2 separate regions of the Homo sapiens genome follow, and region 2 is linked to region 1. The links are chromatin loops, found by intact Hi-C in ENCODE. Cell type or tissue: ascending aorta. All regions are shown on one strand.

Region 1 (8,000 bases):
TCAGTTCCCAGAAGGTGAGTATTTCTTTCTATCACAGAGAAGGACAAAAGATTTGAGTAACTGGTGACATCCCAAAGTCATCTTATACTGAATATGGGAATATTAGAAGAAATTTTATTGCCTATGCCCATCAAGGGAATTCCAAAGCCACACTACCCCCCTGAAGAATGAGTTTAAACAGGTATATTCAGCACCAGAATTGTTACTTGATCTTGGGTAGATATTGGCTCAATGATTAGCTGTATAGCTACTCATTCTGACATTTTCTGTTAGTTGTACTCGTACAATGTCATGTGCCTTTTTAGTATTTTTTCACCTTGGTCTATGATTTTTTTATATTTGTAAGAAAATCTACAGTGCTTTTGTACGTAACAGAATGAGCTAGTTTGTGTTAAACTAGCAAGACTAAACAGTTTTTTCTGTGTCACTCACAGGATATCAAATATCTTTTTGTGGAATTTTTCTTCTACTTTAAAGAAGGAGAATGGCAGGTGTAGACTCTGTGACAGGCTAAGTTTTCTACAGAGCATGCAAACGAATGAGTAGACACTTGACATTGAGAGCTAAGTGGCATTATCAGTTTTTTATGGGTGTTTCCCAACATTTTATCTCATAAATTGCCATATCACTTGGAATTAATGACTGATGACTATTTTGACACAAGGACAATCTTACAAATAGTCAGTGTAAGCAAGAGCTTATATGGTACAATCTAAATATACAAAATTGGTTTCCTAACCTAAAATAAGTTCCTCAGTCACAGTGTCAAGAATTGTATCATTGTTGGGTTATTTTTTCATTTGGAGCATTTTCCAGTAAATATGAATTCCTGATGGGAGGAGTAGCTACTAATCTTGTTTGCCATTAGCATCCTAGCATAAATTTGTTTATTAGTTATTTCCAATGTGACAGCTGCCCAAGAGCTAGACTGGGAACAGAAGATAGGAAAAGGTAGGAAAAAACGGTCTGTAACACAGGACACTATGCTAGGAATGCAGACTTCCTTGATAAGTGAGGACACAGAAATAAAAGGCTGTTAATAGCATTTAGCGTTGTATATAGGAGAAATGGAGAAAGCTCCAAATTAGTGTTTTATTATAGTAATCTTCAAAATTGTAAGTAGCCTTAAATTGTAGATTTGTGATACTAAAATTTTATCTATTAAAGCAAATTGCTGCATGTATTTAAAATGTCTGAAATGTTTATCTTTAATCTGCACAATAGTTTTCATTGTTACCAAAAAAAGATATAGTCTAATAAAGACTATTTAGATAAATATATAAGCCTGTGGATTTTATATGACAAATGACATATTCCTTATAGATATTTTTAAATATATTGTTTTTTACCTATTCAGTGCTTATATTTTGAAAAACGGTGACAAAAGAATTTTGAGTCACTCATATCTCTATCCCCCAAGCAAAGCCATTAACATTTTAGTAAATTTTCTTTTGATATTTGTTCTATATTATCTTTAAAAGACAACAGAGTTGAAATAGTACTGTAAACACAATTTTATTTCCTACTTTCTTCAGTGTACCTTCCTTGTACTATTTACATAGTTTTTATGACCATCCTTTTTTTCATTAGTTGTATATGTACTTAAGATATTTCTAAAGTTTTGTTTTTATAGATAATGCTGTGATAAACATTGTACTGTATAAAATATGTTCTAAGAATTCTCAGTGGAAGGATTATTGGGATAAAGGATATGAATATTGTGATGGTCTTTGATACATGTTGACAAGTCACTTTTGTAAAGTAGACTAATTGTACCTTTAAAGAAAATTCAATATCTAAAAAATCCTAAGTCCAGGTTTATCATCAGGAATATATACCTTGTTTTGAATGTTCCCATTTTATATTTGTATTTATTAAACAGAAAACTTTGCTATTTAAGAGATGAGACATGGCCGGGCGCGGTGGCTCACGCCTGTAATCCCAGCACTTTGGGAGGCCGAGGCGGGCGGATCACGAGGTCAGGAGATCGAGACCATCCTGGCTAACACGGTGAAACCCCGTCTCTACTAAAAATACAAAAAATTAGCCGGGCGTGGTGGTGGGCGCCTGTAGTCCCAGCTACTCGGGAGGCTGAGGCAGGAGAATGGCATGAACCCAAGAGGCGGAGCTTGCAGTGAGCCGGGATAGCGCCACTGCAGTCCAGCTTGGGCGAAAGAGTGAGACTCCGTCTCAAAAAAAAAAAAAAAAAAAAAAAAAAAAAGAGATGAGACATACGGAAACTGTGATGCAACATTTTTTATTACAGAAGGTGAATTATTTTTGGTCCTCCACTTTGGATCCCCTTTGGTTATCATTGTTACAAAATGAAATAATAATAAGCCATTTTCACAAATCAAAATGTGTATAATTGATTTTTATAAAATTGTTTATATAAGAAATGGCATAGATAATAATTGTTATTTTTACTAAAGTGTTTAAATGTTTTAAATGAAATTATAGTCTAAGTAAAAGCAAAACTGTTTACTTTCTTATTTAATCAGCAAAGTCTGGTGGATAAAGTATCTCGAAGACAGAGACCTGATATGAATATATTATTTCTAAATATGAAAGTAAGACGGACACATCTGGTTAGCGATTCACTTGATGAGGTATAATTTATTCCAAAATGATATTAATTAAAGCTTAAAATTCTATAATATGATTATTATAAAAATCATAGTAAACTTTTTTATTTCTGTATGCCAATAAGTGTGCTTCCTTAAATTCTTTTGAAGATCTTGTTGCATACCAAGCTTCTGTAAAGTTTGATACCATAGTTAAAATCAGATCTGTATTCATAATTGTCTTATATTCATGTTTGTATGTTTATTAATAGTTTGTTAATTCCCTAGAAAAGGATTTGATGTAGAACACTTAAATGAGTAATTCATGTTTCTTAGTATATAACCTAGATTCCAGACCCACCTTTGTTCCTGGTTATGTGTGTAACAAGTCATTTAACTTCTCCAGGTCTCAGACTACACATCTATAAAATTAGAGGTCTGACCTACAGGGTATATTGGGTCTATACAGGTTCTAACATACTTTGATTGCATTTTCATGTATTATCATAAAAAATGCTTCAGCTAGATCTTAATATGGTTATTAGAAGATAATGGCTGATTCCGCTATGTGATTTATTTATTTATTTATTTTTGTGACAAGTTTTATTTTGTCACCTGGGCTGGAGTGTAGTGGTACAATCAAAGCTCACTGCCGCCTCAAACTCCTGGTCTCAGGGTCTCAAGCCATACTCCTACCTCAGCCTCCCAAATAGTTGGGATTACCAGCTCATGCTACCACACCCAGCCCTAGCTATGTGATTTTTTAAAGTTTAGCATTGAAGGGGAGTTTTTTTTAAAAAAAGAAATGAATTATATTGTGCTAAATTAAAAATTTGAAGGCAGTAGATACCAGGAGGTAGTACTTTGGGTGAAGTACCTGACCTCTCTAATTCTGTTTCCTGATCTATAAGACATAGTAAACACCTAGCTCACACAGTGTCTGGCAGATTTATTGGATAAATGGAGGGATGGAGTTTTGTAGCATTGCAAATAAGTTAAAGACTGCCTAACACATTTCCCAGAATTAAAAATGTTAATTCTCTTTTCACTGCTCTTTGTTCTCCTCTACTGTATAATATCTTCAAATAGCTAACCCGGAAAAGAGCCGATTTGAAAAAGAAGTTAAAAGTTACATTTGTAGGGGAAGCTGGTTTGGATATGGGTGGTTTGACTAAAGAATGGTTCCTTCTTCTAATTCGCCAAATTTTTCATCCAGATTATGGTAAGTATGTAATCTAATTTTTATAAACTGTGTTTCTTCATAATTGTTAGAGTGAAGTAGTCACCCTTATTTTTAACCTATTCTGTGATTTTACAGACTTTTTGTCCATCGTAAATGTTGAATAATTGTTTAAGGACTGTTATTTACATTTTAAAAACTTGTTTGACCGAATTGTTGATCAGTTGATTCTCTTACTGGGAATCCTACACAAAATGTATCAAGATTAAAAGTAAACATTTATGAGGAAACATCCATATCTTTTCTGAATAAGTCAAATGCATGAAAATTTAATTTGTCATTGAAATAAACATTTGAAATTAAAACACAAAACTATAGTTTGCTCTATAGTAACATTTAAAGCCTCTTTCATTAATGGGTCATTTTAATAAATAAGAATTCATGAATTAATTTTTTAAGAAAAAATAAGCCTTTGAAATTTTTTATTTTACAGAAACTACCTGTATAATCCTTACTATCTGTTAAACTTTTCAAAGGAGAATTTTCAGTGTTTTCCTTATTCTTTAGTTTTCTTTTCTATATGTGTATGTGATGGGAAATAGGGATGACAGTGATAAATTGAAGTCTCCAGATATCCTCAAAATTAATTTTGATCATAATTTATAATCTATGAAACTATACTTTTTATAAAGTTATCTGATTCATTTAGTTTCTATCTTTTTACCCTGTTTCTACCCTTGGTTCAGGAAAATAAAATGTTCTCCATATATATTTAATATATATATTTATATTTGCTGAGATTTGCAAATATATAGTCCCATAAATAATCCAAAATTTTTAACTTGAAAGATGGTTTGTAACAGAATTATTGTTGAATTGATTAGCTTCTAATAGATGAGATGTCATGTACATGTTTACCACTTTGATTTTTTTAAGTCAATCATGTTAATAATAACATTATTCGTGTGTTTTTTTAGGCATGTTTACATATCACAAGGATTCACACTGCCATTGGTTTAGCAGCTTTAAATGTGATAACTATTCTGAATTCCGATTGGTTGGAATTGTATCCTTTAAACTTTCCACTAGGAGGTGCTAATAGATTAGAGATTTTTAAAGATTTTATCTGTATTTTAGAAAACTGTTTTCTTTAGCCATTTTATCCAAATTAAATGTTATTGTCAAATGTACTATTAGATTTTCAGTAATCTTCATTATGTGTAATATATGTCAGTAGACTTAATTGAAAGAAATGAGAGTTTGATTTTTTTCTGAAAACCTTATCTCAAAATAAAAATGGTTCTTTCCTATTTCACATATAATTGAAGTTATCACTAATTTAAGGCATTTTTTAAAAAAAATCAAAGTATTTCCCATTTATAATGAAGTATTTTTTTTCTGTTCTTTCACTTTGTGCTCATTTCCCTCAGTTTACTGAATTGAAATTGGGGGAATTAAATCTAGCTCTTTAATATGCCTCCAAATCCTGAAACATAAAGGAAGCATCCATAAAAATTGAATGGAATGGGAATATTTAAAGCATATAGTATTATTTTATAGTATTTTTAAAAATTTTATAAGTCCATCTGCAATCCTATGATTCCTATCAGGTATATTGTAGAGGGCATTTCTGCATTGGGTAGGAGATTGGACAAGATGCCTTCTACATTAGCTTTTTAGATTCCAAGAAATGTAATTGTTTGTGGAAGAAAGGAGGGAAGAGTAAATAAATAAGCACTGGAGATAAGAAAGTATAAAAGGGGTGGGGGGGAATTCTTAATCTGTTCTCAGAGTCAAATGACCATATGGCAGTAAGTACTAAGGAGTTCTGAGAAGGAAAATATACAATGTATTTTTCCCAGAGAGGATAGAGATTTAAAAAATGGAACAATTACATTTGATTAATATATGGCTGGTGAGAGTGGTGGGACATTATAAGCTGAGAGAATGGTGAGAATAAAAAAGGCTAAATTGTGCTGGGCTTGGTAGAGAGCAGCAGCAAGCGCACTGAAAGTTATGGAAAATACCATCAGAAAATGAATGAAGAGCCATCTTTGAATGTCTGTCTTTGTTACATCTGTTGGAATAAATTATGAGACATATATATGGAAACTGAGAGACCAGATTAATAAAAGAAAGTGTAGTAGGGAACAAACTACACATTAAGATAGTAAACTCAACTTGAAATTTTGTATATATTGTTGTGTCTAAAGGTCCAAAGTGCTAAATTCCACAAAATGAATAACGCTTAACAATTCTGAGACTCCTGTTTATATTCTAGTATCTGCAGTAATCATTTGTTGAATGTTTCATCTTCATTGAAGGGCCTAATCATTGATGCTTGTCACTATACTATGAGCTATTTATATGTTCATACATATATGTTTGTCATGCTTTATATTCATATATCACAATTTAGATTTGGATGATATTTTGACTCTAATATTTACACTAAAATATTATAGCTTAGTTACATTTTTAAGTGATACTATACATAAAATCATGAAATTGCTCATTGTTTTTTTTGCAATAGATATTAGTTTCTATTTAGTCATTACCCAAAAGAGCATATTAAGCATGTTTAGATATTCTATATTTCAAGTTAAACAATTAAATCTAAAAATTATAATTGCTACTCTCATTATTATGTGTGTTTATCACACACACAGATATAAAACCTATAGAAAGCTAAATTGATGCTGTAAAAAGCATAATACTATATAGGAGAAATGTGAGATGAGAGTGGATTGTGGTCAGGTAAGGAGTTGGGAACTGAAATTTGAGAAAGAACAGGTATGAACATTGAGAAAATATAGTTGGTTTCATATATATCTCCAGTTTTAAAATTTCAGGACCAAAGATGTGTTGTTCTAGTAGTTCTGACAGTATTGTGTTTCTAATACAATTATTTTGAAGTATAAGGCCTTATTATCAGACTTCATTACACCTTAGCAAATTGAAATTTTGGTGGTCTTCCAATTTTTAAAAGTTATTTTCAGTAATTTACCCAGCTCATATGTTTAGATTTCCTTATGATCCTATAAAATGAATTACTTCCTTAATAACTTTATATAATAATTGACTGTTGAAATACTATGAAATTTGATCTAAAACCTCTCTTTCCATAAATGGATAAGTTACATTCCACCATATGACTAATAAATAATCCTGAGCAAAATTTGTAACATCTGTAGCTTTTTAACTTTGACACTGAAACTCCAAGTAACATAAGTCTTTCAAGTTTTACTGTTGGAAATTACCTATCCTATTAGCTTATCAATAGCATGTTTATATCCATATGTTTATTCAGTTTAGCTCTGTTCTTCACACATAGTCTGTTTTTAATTTTAAAATAAATAAAATGGCTATCTCCAAAATCAGTATTCTACAGTGAGATCTACTGAATAAACCATTGCTGCTGCTTATAAAATTGCCAGCATCTTTGTTTAAATTTAGAAAATGTTTTCTGTAAAATAATTACAGGCAAGTCTTAAGTTGCTGCCTGTTGTGATCTTAGATAAACTTTTCTAGGGAAATCATTGAATACTATCAACTAAACCACTCCTTTTTACATGACTTTTTGTAATCAAGGAATTATATTATGTAAAATAAAGGGGAAATAAATGAAAGAGGGGAAAGGAAATATGTGATACTAATTAGAAAGTCAGTGTTAAATCTGAAAGAAGTATGCAAAAAATAGACTGATGCATAATTCAGAACTCATTTGTTGTCATGGATTTTATGTTAATGCTTAACATTTAGTATGCATAGCTTATGGGACTAGCTGTTTATAACAGCATCACCTTGGATATTCGTTTCCCTCCCTGCTGTTACAAGAAATTATTGAGCCCTCCCATCATTCCTAGTGATCAAAATATACCAGTAGGCATCTGCAATGTTACCGTGGACGACTTATGTCAAATTATGCCTGTAAGTATAAAGTTATTAATATCTTGTCCTTTAATGCGAAATCATCTTTTTTCTACCTGCACAGTCTCTCCTCCTAATGCTATTCTTACTTTTAAATATGGTTTCCTTCTACCTTTATAACTCATCTCCTTTTTTCATCTAGCTTTTTCTTTCCTTAGAGACACATGTCACCCACTTTGCAGTGCTCCTAAGCTTTTACAAGATAGAGAGGCAGTAATTCGAATCCAGGCTCTGTCACTTACTAGCTCTGTGAATTTGGACAAGTTATTTAACCCTTCAATTTAGTTTCTTTATGTGAACAATGGGATAGTTTTTATTAATAATTT
Region 2 (8,000 bases), 210 kb after region 1:
TGTTACAGTTAATAAACAGGAGAAATGCTTAACCTCACTAATAATAATGAAATGCAAATCAAAATAATAATGAAATATGTTTTAATAGTTATGTTTTTCAAATAACATTCTGTACTAGCAAAGTATTTAGGAAGAGATGCTCTCACATTCCACTGGCAAGAATATAGAACCTTTCTGGTCAGAAATCTGAAGACAAGTAGCATTTTAAAATGTTTTCATCCAGACTGGGAACAGGTGCCTTTGACATCCCAGATGCTCGGGCCTGGCTGGGGCAAGGTGCACTTACCATCCCTGAGCCAGTCTAGCTGCACAGTGGGGAAGTGTGAGATGCTGCAGAAGCTACCGCATAGCCCACAGCCTGACATTCCAGAACCTTGGGACACTCTGGAGCATCCACAGGGAAAAGATGTATGCCAAGAACTCAGCCTCGGCCTGCTCAAATACACACCATTCTGAGTTTCTATGAAGGTGGTTATGTCCAAGATTTCCCAGGACAATTCATTCCAATAAGGAGGAAAGAGTATGAGGATTCGAGGAGCAGGGCCAGGGTAGTGTTCTGACCAGGATGGGTAGCATGGTGGGGAAGAGCATGGGCTGCCTCTGTTCAAATTCTAGCCCTGCCTCTCACTCAGCTGCGTGACCCCTGGCAAGTTACTAATCCACAGCTGTGCTTCAGTTTTCTTGCCTATAAAACAGAGGCCAATACTGGTGACTTTAGTCAGAGTATCAAGTACAAGATGCCCTTTTCTGGCACAGATGGGAAATACTTGATAAATGTTCATCTTTTATTATTTTATTATTATCATTGCTCGCTTTCCGGTTCTGGAGTTGGGGAGACCTTTCCTCATCGAACAATCAAATATGCGCCTGCCAGGCAGAGGCCACAAGCACTGCTGGGCTGCCATCAACCTTGTCTGGTAGCCTTCTTCTCCTACTCAGATACCTTAGAGACAAAACTTCTTGAAGCCCAGGGCCATGAAGTTTTCCTACTGCTGCAGGAACTCAGGCAAGGAGCCAGAGTCCCAGGCCTCTGCTGAGGCTGCGTAAGGCCCTAGTGAGGACAGCGTTGATTTGAGAACCAATGAGTAAATGCAGACAGCGGCCAACCTCCTTTCCCACCAGAAACCTGGGGGTCCATGACAGCTCATCCCAGCCAGGCCCTTGTGGAACCAACAGAGGATGGCTTAGCTCCAGGCCAAGTCATAGGCCATGGACCAGGCCCAGCTCTCCTGGGGCAATTGGACCCCAAGAGGCTCTGCCTAAGACTGGGTCTTGCTGCATTCTGCCAGGGGCAGGCTTGTGTGGGGGCATGTTGTCCAGGAGCCCATGATAGCTTTCATATGTGAGGCTCCTTGTAGGAACAAAACAATTACCAACCTCTTGGCCCTATTGATGAGGGCACTAAGAATCTCTGTTCACAGCCTCCCCAAAACAATGGTGGCCCACAGGCCCACAATGATTTCTAGCTCTTGTAGAGACCCAGACAAATTGGGCATCTGGCTGTATGGGAGGGGAAGGCTGTACACATGGCTGTGGCTATGCTGCTGGAAAGATAGCGCTTGATCCAGGACAGATAACGGTCCTCTAGAAGCCCCCCACTCTCATCAAGTGAGCATCTGTCCTCGGGGCAGCTCCTTCTTCAGGCAAAGAGAAGGGACTGATTTAGGTTCTGCTCATTCTCCTCTCCTTGCTGCCCTGGTGCCCCTGGGACCATGGACCCTTGGAATAATGCCCAAACCCCTGGTCCCCAAGGCCAGGGAGAAAGCAGCACCTGCCCCCAAACCTGGGCTTAGGGCTTGAGCCACTAGGGCTTCCCAAGGAAGACATTTGCAAATGCCTAGATCCGAGAAGTCAGATGACTAAGAAAGGAATCCAAGAAGACAGGCCATCAACTTAGAGATTTATGGACTATGTTGAAATGAACTGAATTGTGTCCCCCTAAAATTCATATGTTGGTGCCCTAACTCCTGTATGATGGTATTTGGAGATGGGACCTTTGGAAGTTACTTAGGTTTAGATGAAGTCGTGAGACAGGTTTAGATGAAGTATTGAGAATGGGGCCCTCATGATGGGATGAGTGCCTTTATAAGAACAGACACCAGGAGGTTACTCTCTGCCTCCCTCTCTCCCCTGCCCCATCATGTGAGGGCACAGTGAGAAGCCAGGAAGAGGGTCCTCATCAGAACCTGACACCGTGGCACCCTAATTAATCCTCAGGCTTCTAACATCTAGAATTGTGAGAAAAATGTCTACTCTTTGAGTTGCCCAGTCTATGGTATTTTGTTATGGCAGCCTGAGCAGGAAAAGACACTGGTGCTCATAAACAGAAAACAGAGGTTCCAACACAACAAACAGGGCAAAAGAAAGCAGGACCTGAAAACAATGAGAGTCAGACATGGGGCGACAAGGCAGACCCGCTGAGTGTGCAGCGTGGATAGTTCAAGGCAAAGCTCATGGAGCCAGACTCCAGCCCCAACATCTCCATTGGAAATGTTAGAATTCTTCTGCCAGCCCTGGCTGCCAGAGTCCTCAAGGGGCAGCTCCTCTGGACAAGAAGGATCCCAATAGCCACTCTTGGTAAAACAGCATTCAATTTGCAATACTGACTAGGTACCAATATATGCCAGGAGCCATGCCAGGCATTGGGGTACAGCTGTGAATAAGACCAGCCTAATCTCTGTCCTCACAGAGCTTCCCACATAGCAGGAATTATAGATATTACAGTAGAAATTACAGATGCACTAAGCATTGCAGAAAACTTCTGTTAGTGAATAGAATTTGAAAAATAGACATCAGACTTAGCAGCTATCCAACCCTAGGCTCACAAGAGGTAACAAAAGGCTATTTTGAAAAAGCTTGGGAATCCTTCATAACGGAGACTGCATGGTGGTAATTTACCCTAGATGTCCTCCAAGCTGCTCAATAATCCATTTCGATTTTATCATCCATGAACATCTAAATCCCTCCTGAACTTTACCTCTTTACTGTTCCATTCTATTTTACCATTGCTGACTTAACACTTATCTTGAATTCATTCACGGAGTCTCAAGCTTTTTCTTTCTATGAGGGGGAGTTCTTATCCCATCAATGTATTCTCTCCCAGAACGTGCTCCTTTCCCTTCAGCACTTAGTCCTGGACTTTTCCCAGCCCAATTATGTCATTCCTGAGATGGATGCTCATAAATGCCAGCAACCCTAGTTTTGTTGCCAGTGCCCATTGCCAGGATCTGCCCACGTATTCCCTCTGGCCAAGAGCAACCCCTTCTCTGCCTGCCCCTGCAGGCCGAGGAAGGCCACGGCCCCAGTGCCTGCCCCTTTGCAGAATGGACCCTTCTCATTCACAGCATCTTACTTGTGCCCAGGTTTTGTAGCTTGCAGAGTTCTTTCATAGACAATTTCTCATTTGATACAAAAATCTTGAGAAGCAGGCAAGGTAGACATGAGTTTTCTCATGATTTAAAAAATAGAAGTTCAAAATTAATTAATTTATTAAATAAGTTGCCCAATGTCATAAAACTAGTAGTGGCAGATGCAGGAATTCAACTTGGGTCTCCTGAGTTGTACCTGCCCAACCACCCCCTTTCTTTAAACCCAAGGCTGCATGCTCTATCTCTTAATATCTGCCGCAGATCTCTTCCTTGTCTTGGTGCAAACCTTGGATTCAGAACACTGGAAGCTCCAGGTAAATAGCACTTCCTCCAGAGTCTCAGTCCCTGGGACCCACACCTGGGAGGCTGACCTTCCCCCACACTCTTCTCTACCTGGCCCCTCGCTTCCCAAGGGGGCAAGGGTGATCAGGCCATTTCTAACTCGCTACTGTTCCTCTGAATGGTGGCATCTCAGTGTTAAGTCCCAATTTCTGCCCAGCACTAAGCCATGCTTCTAACAATGCTCAATAAATGTTTGGCAAATTGATAGAAAATCTGCTGTCTGCGTATTTTCTGACTCACTGCCTCACATTGCCCTCTGACTCATGTATTCTTTAAGACTTGATTTTAGGCCAAATTTCTGACAAGCAATACCAACTCTTCCAATTTAGAGACTCCAATATGACCTATTTCTTGCTATAATCAGCATTCTTTTCAAAGGGTACTTATGTGTGCACCAAATACTGGAACCCCCGCTTTATCCAATAGTGTGATCAAGGCTATGATGGAGCTAAAGGGATCCAAAGCTGCTTAATCCAAATGGATTGAGGGTGGAAGAGAAGAAAGATGGGGCAGGTAGGCTTCCAAGAAGAAAGTGCCTGAGTCGGTTCTTAAAAGTGAGTAGAACTAACCAAGATGGAGGAGAGGGGAGAACATTCTAGGTAGGAAATGTGGCACATGAAAAGACACAGAGTGTTAGAGATGATGGTGTGTTGAGGAACTACGAGTTCCTCACAGTTGAGCATGGCTGGAGGGCAGGTGGGGATAGGATGGAGAAGCGAGGTCTGGAGAAGGGCATGGACCAGGTAAGGAAAGGCCATGTGGGCCATGCTGAGGTGATCAGACTTCACATTGAAGGAGATGGGCAGCCCTTGCAGAATGTTAATGTGATAGAATCAGATTTGTGCAAACACTCTGGCTGCATAAGAACAGATCATACGGGAGCCAAATCTATTGAGAGCGTGCTGCTTTAACCTGCATAAGAAATAACTAACAGAAAATCAAATGATGTACAGAAGCTTAGAATGTCAATGCTGAAAGGGGCCTTGCAGATGGGTCATCTTATCCAAATGCTCCATTTTAGAAATGAAGTAAGGTGGTCAGAGAGGGAGGCCAAGAATTAAGTGCTACTCTGCTGCCATAAATGCCCCTACCTGGCCCATTTATTAGTCCTCTCTCCCATCCATGGATTTGCTTGCTAGGGCTGCCACAACAAAATACCACAGACTGAGTGCCTTAACCAACAGAAATTTATTTTCTCATAATTCTGGAGGCTAGAAGTCCAAGATCAAGGTTTTGGCAGGTTTAGCTTCTTCTGAACCCTCTCTCCTCGTCCTGAGAATTGGCTGCCTTCCAGTTGTGTGCTCACATGGTCATCCTTTGGCTGTGTGGGTCTGTTTTCTAATCCCCTCTTCTTATAAGTGCACCAGTCATATTGCATTAGGGCCCATCCTAAAAACCTGGTTCTAACTCTACTCTTCTAATTCTTCTAATGATTCTAACTCTTTAAAGGCCTTATCTCCAAGTACAGTCATATTCTGAGCTACTGAGGGTTAGAGCTTCAACATATTAATCAGGAGACGGGGAACAGAGTTCAGCCCCTGAATAACAGGAAAGTGTATTCACAGGTGCACAGGGCAGAGGAACATGACTCTAGCCATTTGGGAGTTAAAGGATGAATTCTCAAGCAGAAAGAGGAAGCAATGGTAATCCAGGCAGAGGGAAGAAATGAGCAGCGTCCCTCCTGGAACATTGATCATATGACAAATTTCCTTGGGTCACTGAACACACATCGAGGGCAGAACCTCACATCCAAGCTGATATCAACCCACTGTGCTCCTGCCCTGTCACACAACACAGTTTGCAAGACACCTCCTCAACGGGTCACCTTTAGCTTATTATTTACCACACAGCCAGGGGAAACCAGAAGTGGGGCCTCTTCCAGGTCACTAAGGAATGTGCTGTCTCATCATAGCGCTGACCCATGAGAGAGTCCCACCACTAAATTAGCACTCTGTGACTGTCCCCCTTGCTGGAATACTCTGCAGTCATTATGCTGTGATAATCCCAAATCACAGAAATGCTCACAATACAGTGTTAAATGAAGAGACACAATTCAAAGGTACATTATAACTTTCATGCTGTCAAAGAAAGGACTGGGAAACATTTCAAGAAGATGTCAATAACAATGGTTTATGAGAGTAATATGTAGTTTTCCAAATTTTTTTATTACACTTTAAGTTCTGGGATACATGTGTAGAATGTGCAGGTTTGTTACATAGGTATACACGTGCCATGGTTGTTTGCTGCACTCATCAACCCATCATCTACATTAGGTATTTCTCCTAATGCTATCCCTCCCCTAGGCCCCCATCCCCCAACAGGCCTCAGTGTATGATGTTCCCCATCCCTGTGTCCATGTGTTCTCATTGTTCAACTCCCACTTATGAGTGAGAACATGTGGTGTTTGGTTTTCTGTTCCTGTTTTAGTATGCTGAGAATGATGGTTTCTAGCTTCATCCATGTCCCTGCAAAGGACATGAACTCATCCTTTTTTATGGCTGCATATATTCCATGGTGTATATGTGCCACATTTTCTTTATCCAGTCTATCATTGATGGACATTTGAGTTGGTTCCAAGTCTTTGCTATTGTGAATAGTGCTGCAATAAACAATTGTGTGCATGTGTCTTTATAGTAGAATGATTTATAATCCTTTGGGTATACGCCCAGTAATGGGATGGCTGGGTCAAACAGTATTTCTGGATCTAGATCCTTGAGGAATCGCCACACTGTCTTCCACAGTGTTTGAACTAATTTACACTCCCACCAATAGTGTAAAAGCATTCCTATTTCTCCACATTCTCTTCAGCATCTGTTGTTTCCTGACTTTTAAACGATCGCCATTCTAACTGGCGTGAGGTGGTATCTCATTGTGGTTTTGATTTATATTTCTCTAATGACCAGTGAAGATAAGCCATTTTTCATATGTTTGTTGGCTGCATAAATGTCTTCTTTTGAAAAGTGTCTGTTCATATCCTTCACTTATTTTTTGATGGGGTTTTTTTTCTTGCAAATTTGTTTAAGTTCCTTGTAGATTCTAGATATTAGCCCTTCGTCAGATGTATAGATTGTAAAAATTTTCTCCCATTCTGTAGGTTGCCTGTTCACTCTGATGATAGTTTCTTTTGCTGTGCAGAAGCTCTTTAGTTTAATTAGATCCCATTTGTCAATTTTGACTTTTGTTGTCATTGCTTTTGGTGTTTTAGTCATGAACTCTTTGCCCATGCCTATGTCCTGAACTAGGTTTTCTTCTAGGGTTTTTATGGTTTTAGGTCTTACTTTTAAGTCTTCAATCCATCTTGAGTTAATTTTTGTATAAGGTGTAAGGAAGGGGTCCAGTTTCAGTTTTCTGCATATGGCTAGCCAGTTTTCCCAGCACCATTTATTAAATAGGGAATCCTTTCCCCATTGTTTGTTTTTGTCAGGTTTATCAAAGATTTGTTTATCAAAGATTTGTCAAAAAGGTTTGTTTTGTCAGGTTTGTCAAAGGTTGTAGATGTGTGGCGTTATTTCTGAGGCTTCTGTTCTGTTCCATTGGTCTATATGTCTGTTTTGGTACCAGTACCATGCTGATTTGGTTACTAGTTTTTCAAATTTTAATAAAATGATTTGGAAAAATATATGCTTAACAAAATTTGCAAACCTCTATCTGCAACAGAGTCACTTTTTTGCCCTACCCTTTGTTTCCTAGTACAGTGAAACCCTGGGTATTTTAACTCTAATGAGATTCGCTACCACGACAAAACATGTCCTCTATTCCATAATTATCAAGTTAAAAAAAAACCACCAGTTGCTGACTTTTAAAACTAGAATTCAAGGCAAGTTTTATAATATTCATTTTTGTTTACCTATCTATAAAATAAACTTATTCTAGACTATTAAAAAAAGAGACAAGCACATAGAAAAAAAGAAAATCACCTAACTTGCTACTTTACCTATGAATAAATCATAGACATTTCCCCATATCATTATTATTCTTACACATCATTGTTATTACTGTGTATTATTCTATTGTATAGATATATCTTAATATATTTAATGAAGTCTCTTTTGATGTAGATATAGGTGAATTTTTTTCTTTCAGTCAGAAATTAGACTGTAATGAAATGGAATGAGAAAGCATAAACCCATTTTTTTATAGGATAAATTTCTAGCAGTGAAAATGCAGTTAAACACATTGAAGATTTAGGATATATATTGCCTAATTATCTTCCAGAAATGTTGTACCTTCCAGAATTACTGTGAAAATAATTTACCAGCCCATAATTGCCATGATTTCTCTGGAACTTCC

The links. Peaks named below come from ENCODE experiments on the same cell type or tissue, not always from the same donor. Only the 100,000 strongest peaks of a DNase experiment are listed, where the experiment ranks them.
Region 2: it touches region 1 in a loop (3-fold over the local background); 16 of 110 quality-filtered maps call a loop at or near these places.

The regions. Positions count from the first base shown.
Region 1 is chr10:91,488,699-91,496,698 of GRCh38, forward strand. HECTD2 (HECT domain E3 ubiquitin protein ligase 2) reads left to right here. Exons shown (of 21, transcript NM_182765.6): 12 at 2,502-2,609; 13 at 3,654-3,786; 14 at 4,722-4,810; 15 at 7,516-7,674. The region is part of intron 3 of HECTD2-AS1 (HECTD2 antisense RNA 1); the gene reads right to left. Among named protein-coding and RNA genes, the nearest start is that of HECTD2, 82 kb to the left of the region's middle. In ascending aorta, a CTCF peak has its summit at 4,825 (motif pointing right); no DNase peak of the experiment used is centred here.
Region 2 is chr10:91,697,280-91,705,279 of GRCh38, forward strand. All of the region lies in intron 1 of LOC107984253 (a long non-coding RNA gene), which reads right to left. Among named protein-coding and RNA genes, the nearest start is that of PPP1R3C, 68 kb to the left of the region's middle. RefSeq lists a silencer at 3,773-4,067. In ascending aorta, no CTCF peak of the experiment used is centred here; a DNase peak (open chromatin) is centred at 3,209; H3K27ac peaks cover 405 bases.